2 separate regions of the Homo sapiens genome follow, and region 1 is linked to region 2. Evidence: chromatin loops called from intact Hi-C (ENCODE). Cell type or tissue: CD14-positive monocyte. All regions are shown on one strand. Links, peaks and the distances in the headings refer to the core of each region. The heading gives the core; the rest is flanking DNA. Region 1 holds the start of LOC105376356 (a long non-coding RNA gene). Region 2 holds the start of LOC105376370 (a long non-coding RNA gene).

Evidence for each region. A loop is a pair of places that touch in the nucleus more often than their neighbours do. Peaks named below come from ENCODE experiments on the same cell type or tissue, not always from the same donor. Only the 100,000 strongest peaks of a DNase experiment are listed, where the experiment ranks them.
Region 1: a loop joins it to region 2, with 7 times the contacts of the local background. A loop is called at or near these places in 2 of 110 quality-filtered maps.

What each region holds. Positions count from the first base shown.
Region 1 is chr10:3,313,280-3,316,085 of GRCh38, forward strand. LOC105376356 (a long non-coding RNA gene) reads right to left here and starts at 723. Exons shown (of 3, transcript XR_930566.3): 1 at 519-723; 2 at 1-131. RefSeq lists an enhancer at 251-1,450. In CD14-positive monocyte, for the core only: no CTCF peak of the experiment used is centred there; DNase peaks (open chromatin) are centred at 722, 1,140 and 1,592.
Region 2 is chr10:4,331,910-4,334,715 of GRCh38, forward strand. LOC105376370 (a long non-coding RNA gene) reads left to right here and starts at 2,549. Exons shown (of 3, transcript XR_930589.3): 1 at 2,549-2,585; 2 at 2,665-2,806. In CD14-positive monocyte, for the core only: no CTCF peak of the experiment used is centred there; DNase peaks (open chromatin) are centred at 1,612 and 2,372; H3K27ac peaks cover 2,031 bases.

The DNA.
Region 1 (2,806 bases), core at 265-2,764, 1.0 Mb before region 2:
GGTGGGTCCCCTCAGCTTAAGTCAGCACACATCACACACATCCATGTACCCCCCAAGAAGAGCTGCAAACATCCCAAATCAATGTTCTGTCTCAAGAGTTCAGAGTGGAGATAGAGGTAGAAAGAAAACACCTGTAGTTCAAACAAAAATAAATTAATATGGTGATATGAGAGCAGAAATGCACTTGGCATTCCCCAATGTGTGAGCACAGGACATAATACACCCCAGCTTGCCACTCAAGTGTGGCTGTGTGTTAGTTTACCATTAAGAAGTTAAAATATCTTGTAAATATACAAATAAGTGATTGAAGAAATAAATAAATGAGGAGAGTAGACAAGCCTTCCTTCCAAATAACAATTCCAATTTCTTCCAAATAAGAATTCCAAATAACAAATGTGGAAGGAATGAAGGAAATGGGAAAATCACCTTCAGACCTGCATAGTAATGATGTCATGGGCCAGAAACCCTGAAGAATAATAAATTCATGGCAAAGCTTTAAGGAGGAGCTGGGTACTTACATAGCCCCAAGCAACTCCTCCAAATACTTAAACAGTACTGGGATGGTTTCCACAGGGCCCCACACTCCTGGTACGCCTTCCATCAGAGAGTGGAGCTCAGTCTCCCCATACTGAGACCTGAGTGTGAGCTGAACTGGGTGACTCTGTGGACAGCGACTTCCCAGAATGAAGAAAGGAGAATGGTGACTCAGCAGAGTTAGGGAAGGGGAGGGTGACTCAGCAGAGTGAGGAAAGGGGGCAGTGACTTCACAGAGTGAGGGAAGGGGACAGTGACTTCACAGAGTGAGGGAAGGGGGCAGTGACTTCACAGAGGGAAGAGGAGGGTGACTTCACAGAGTGAGGGAAGGGGGCAGTGACTTCACAGAGTGAGGGAAGGGGACAGTGACTTCACAGAGTGAGGAAAGGGACAGTGACTTCACAGAGTGAGGGAAGGGGGCAGTGACTTCACAGAGTGAGGGAAGGGGGCAGTGACTTCACAGAGTGAGGGAAGAGGAGGGTGACTTCACAGAGTGAGGGAAGGGGACAGTGACTTCAAAGAGTGAGGGAAGAGGAGGGTGACTTCACAGAGTGAGGGAAGAGGAGGGTGACTTCAAAGAGTGAGGGAAGGGATGGTGACTCACAGAGTGAGGGAAGGGGACAGTGACTTCACAGAGTGAGGAAAGGGACAGTGACTTCACAGAGTGAGGGAAGGGGACAGTGACTTCACAGAGTGAGGGAAGGGGGCAGTGACTTCACAGAGTGAGGGAAGGGGGCAGTGACTTCACAGAGTGAGGGAAGAGGAGGGTGACTTCACAGAGTGAGGGAAGGGGACAGTGACTTCACAGAGGGAAGAGGAGGGTGACTTCACAGAGTGAGGGAAGGGGGCAGTGACTTCACAGAGTGAGGGAAGGGGACAGTGACTTCAAAGAGTGAGGGAAGAGGAGGGTGACTTCACAGAGTGAGGGAAGGGGGCAGTGACTTCACAGAGTGAGGGAAGAGGAGGGTGACTTCAAAGAGTGAGGGAAGGGGAGGGTGACTTCACAGAGTGAGGGAAGGGACAGTGACTTCAGAGTGAGGGAAGGGGAGGGTGACTCACAGAGAGAGGGAAGGGACAGTGACTTCACAGAGTGAGGGAAGGGACAGTGACTTCACAGAGTGAGGGAAGAGGACGGTGACTTCACAGAGTGAGGGAAGGGACGGTGACTTCACAGAGTGAGGGAAGGGACGGTGACTTCACAGAGTGAGGGAAGGGGACGGTGACTTCACAGAGTGAGGGAAGGGGACGGTGACTTCACAGAGTGAGGGAAGGGGACGGTGACTTCACAGAGTGAGGGAAGGGGACGGTGACTTCACAGAGTGAGGGAAGGGGACGGTGACTTCACAGAGTGAGGGAAGGGACGGTGACTTCACAGAGTGAGGGAAGGGGACGGTGACTTCACAGAGTGAGGGAAGGGACGGTGACTTCACAGAGTGAGGGAAGGGTAGCATGACTTCACAGAGTGAGGGAAGACTGAACAGGACAGAAGAGCCGGGGTGATGGATTTAGATGTGGGATCCTTGATTGGTCTCTGAGACATAAGAAGGACGTTAGTGAAAAAACAGATAAAATCCTCAAGTCTGCAGTTTGGGGCATGTGGAAATGTCAGTTTCTCAGGTTTGATAAAGGGACCCTGGTTACGTCAGTGTTAATATCAGGGAATCCTGGGGTATCAGCATAACCAGCTCTGTCCTATGATTTTTATTATTATTATTTTTTCAGAAGGAGTCTTGCTCTGTTGCCCAGGCTGGAGTGCAGTGTCACAATCTCGGCTCACTGCAAGCTCCGCCTCCCGAGTTCACGCCATTCTCCTACCTCAGCCTCCCGAGTAGCTGGGACTACAGGTGCCTGCCACCGCACCCGGCTGCTCTGTCCTATTATTTTTAACTCTTCCCTATACCTAAAATTATTTCAAAATGAAAAGATTTAGAAATGATGTAGAAGCAAACAGTAGTAGAACTGCTGCTGCGTCCTCACAGAACATCTGTATTTAATAAAGTCTAGTTTATGATTTGCTGGGGTACCTGAAAGACCCTAGCCAGGTGTCAGAGAGAGTTGGATTTGAATTCTTATTAAAATCATTCTTTGTAATGGAAATTTGGGCAAGTTATTTGACTTCTAAACTAAAATACCTCATATGTAAAGTAATTTTATTAAAGATTACTGTAAAGATTAAATGAGAAAAATATATAAAGCATTAAGTACATAAAAAGAATAGTTTCTTCTATCTCCTTATTTGTGTCTAAATGAAAACCAAAATATGCAGTTAATT
Region 2 (2,806 bases), core at 204-2,703:
CCAGGATAGCTGGTCGCTTCGGCTGCCAGCCTCACTGGCGTCAAATAAAGGCTCTGCATTTTACCAGCATGGAAACTTCTGGCAAAGCCACTTCTCAGAGCTTTGGTTGTCTTCTTTATTAGCATAAATACTCTTTATGATTTTGTTAAATTAAGCATGGAATAAAGTGTTCTGCTTACATATTTTAAGTTTGCCTGAAAGGTTTCTCCATACATAGTGGGCTGTAACCTAACTGGATATGTGAACCAACTGTCACCTCCTCTTGTAGCAATCAGTTTCTGCCAGTCAGAGGTGGCCAACTGTCCAGACCAGGCTCAAATAAAGAAAACGCAGAACTGTAACCGATTGGGTGTTTTTACATGTCACTTCCGTCTTCTGTACCTTACTTCCATCTTCTTTAACTCATTTCTATTTTCAGTACTTCACTTCTGTCTTCTGTACCTCATGACCATCTTCTGAACCTTGTTCCCTCTTCTCTATCACACTTCCGTTTTCTATCACTTCTATCTTCTCTAACTCATTTCCACCTTCTGTACTTCACCTCTGTCTTCTGTACCTCGTCATCTTCTAGGCCTTCTTCAGTCTTCTGTGCCTCATTTCCATTTTCCTTACCTTATTTTCATCTTTGTACCTCACTTCTGTTTTTCATAAATGACTTCCGTTACCTGTTACTTCCGTTTTCTCCACATCACATTCGTTTTCTGTACCTCACTTCTGTTTTCCTTAACTGATTTCCATCTTCTGTACCTCACTGTTTTTCATAACTCACTTCCGTTTCCTGAGACTTACTTCCGTTTCCTCCACCTCACTTCCATTTTCTGTAACATCGATTTTCACAACCTCACTTCCGTTTGTTATACCTTATTTGCATCTTCTGTATCTTACTTTTTCACTACCTCACTTCTGTTTTGAGTAACTCACTTTCATTTCTTATGATGTACTTTGGTTTTCTCTACCTCACTTCTATTTACTACACCTCACTTCCGTTTTCATTACCTCATTTCCATCTTCTGTACCTCACTTGTTTTTCATAACTCACTTCCATTTTCTGTGACTCACTTCCATTTTCTCTACCTCACTTCCGTTTTGTCTACCTCACTTCCGTTTTTTCAACCTGACTTCTGTTTTCTATACCTTACTTCCATTTTCAGTGACTCACTTCTGTTTTTTATACCTTATTTCCATCTTCTGTATCTTACTTTTCACTACCTCACTTCTGTTTTTCCTATCTCACTTCCATTTCCTGTGACTTATTTCTGTTTTCTCTACCTCACTTCCTGTTATTAGACCTCACTTCTGTTTTTTTACCTCATTTTCATCTTCTGTACATCACTTGTTTTTCATGACTCTCTTCGGTTTCCTGTGACTTCTGTTTTCTGTACCTCACTTCTGTTTCCCTAACATCATTAGCATCTTCTGTACCTCACTTCTATTTTTCATAACTGACTTCCGTTTTCTGTGACTTACTTCCGTTTTCTCTACCTCACTTCCGTTTGCTGTACCTCACTTCTGTTTTCTGTAACTTCCGTTTTCACTACCTCAATTCCGTTTTTTATACCTTATTTTTGTCTTCTGTATCTTATTTTTTCACTACCTCACTTCCGGTTTTCATGACTCACTTCCGTTTGTTTACTTCACTTCCGTTTTCCGTACCTCTCTTCTGTTTTCCTAACATCATTTGCATCTTCTGTACCTCACTTCTGTTTTTCATAACTCACTTCCGTTTTCTGTGACTTACTTCCGTTTTTTCTACCTCACTTCCGTTTTTCTACCTCACTTCTGTTTTATGTACCTTACTTCCGTTTTCACTACTTTACTTCCGTTTTTATACCTTATTTCCGTCTTCTGTATATTACTTTTTCTCTACTTCACTTCCGTTTTTCATAACTCACTTCCATGTCCTGTAACTTACTTCCGTTTTCTGTACCTCACTTTCGTTTTCTGTACCTCATTTCCGTTTTCTGTACCTTACGTTTTCACTACCTCACTTCTGTTTTTCATGACTCACTTCCGTTTCCTGTACATCTCTTCTATTTTCTCTACCTCATTTCCGTTTTCTCTAGCTCACCTCTGTTTTCTATATTTTCCTTCAGTTTTTACTACCTCACCTCTGTTTTTTATACCTTACTTCAGTCTTCTGTACCCTACTTACATTTTCACTACCTCACTTCTGTTTTTTCATAAATCACTTACTTTTCCTGTGATTTACTTTGATTTTCTCTACCTCACTTCTGTTTTCTGTACCTCACTTTTGTTTTCTGTACCTCATTTCCGTTTTCTGTACCTCATTTCCGTTTTCTGTACCTCATGTTTTCACTACCTCACTTCTGTTTTTCTTAACTTACTTCCGTTTTCTGTACCTCACTTCCATTTTCTGAACTTCACTTCCATTTCCCTTACATCATTTTTATCCTCTGTACCTCACTTCTGTTTTCCATAACTCACTTCCGTTTCCTGTGACTTACTTCCGTTTTCTATACCTCACTTCCGTTTTCTGTATCTCACTTCCGCAATGGTCCCCACCTTGCCTGGAGACCAAGCTTTCTTTGCAGGCCTCATCAAGTGTGCTTGTGGCTTCATCAATAGTAAGTGCTATTCTCATGGTTATCTTCAGACAGAGATAAAACCATCAGTCTTGTTCTCAACTCTGCAACTTCTCTCCAGCAATCAGGTGCCTCTGGGGGACAGGTTGAAAGTCACACCAAGTCTGCTGGTTCTACACTAGCAGAGATGAAGTTTGGGTTGACAGATTCCCAGTGAGAATGCCAGCATCTGCTCTTCAACATCCCATGGCTGACCAGCTCCT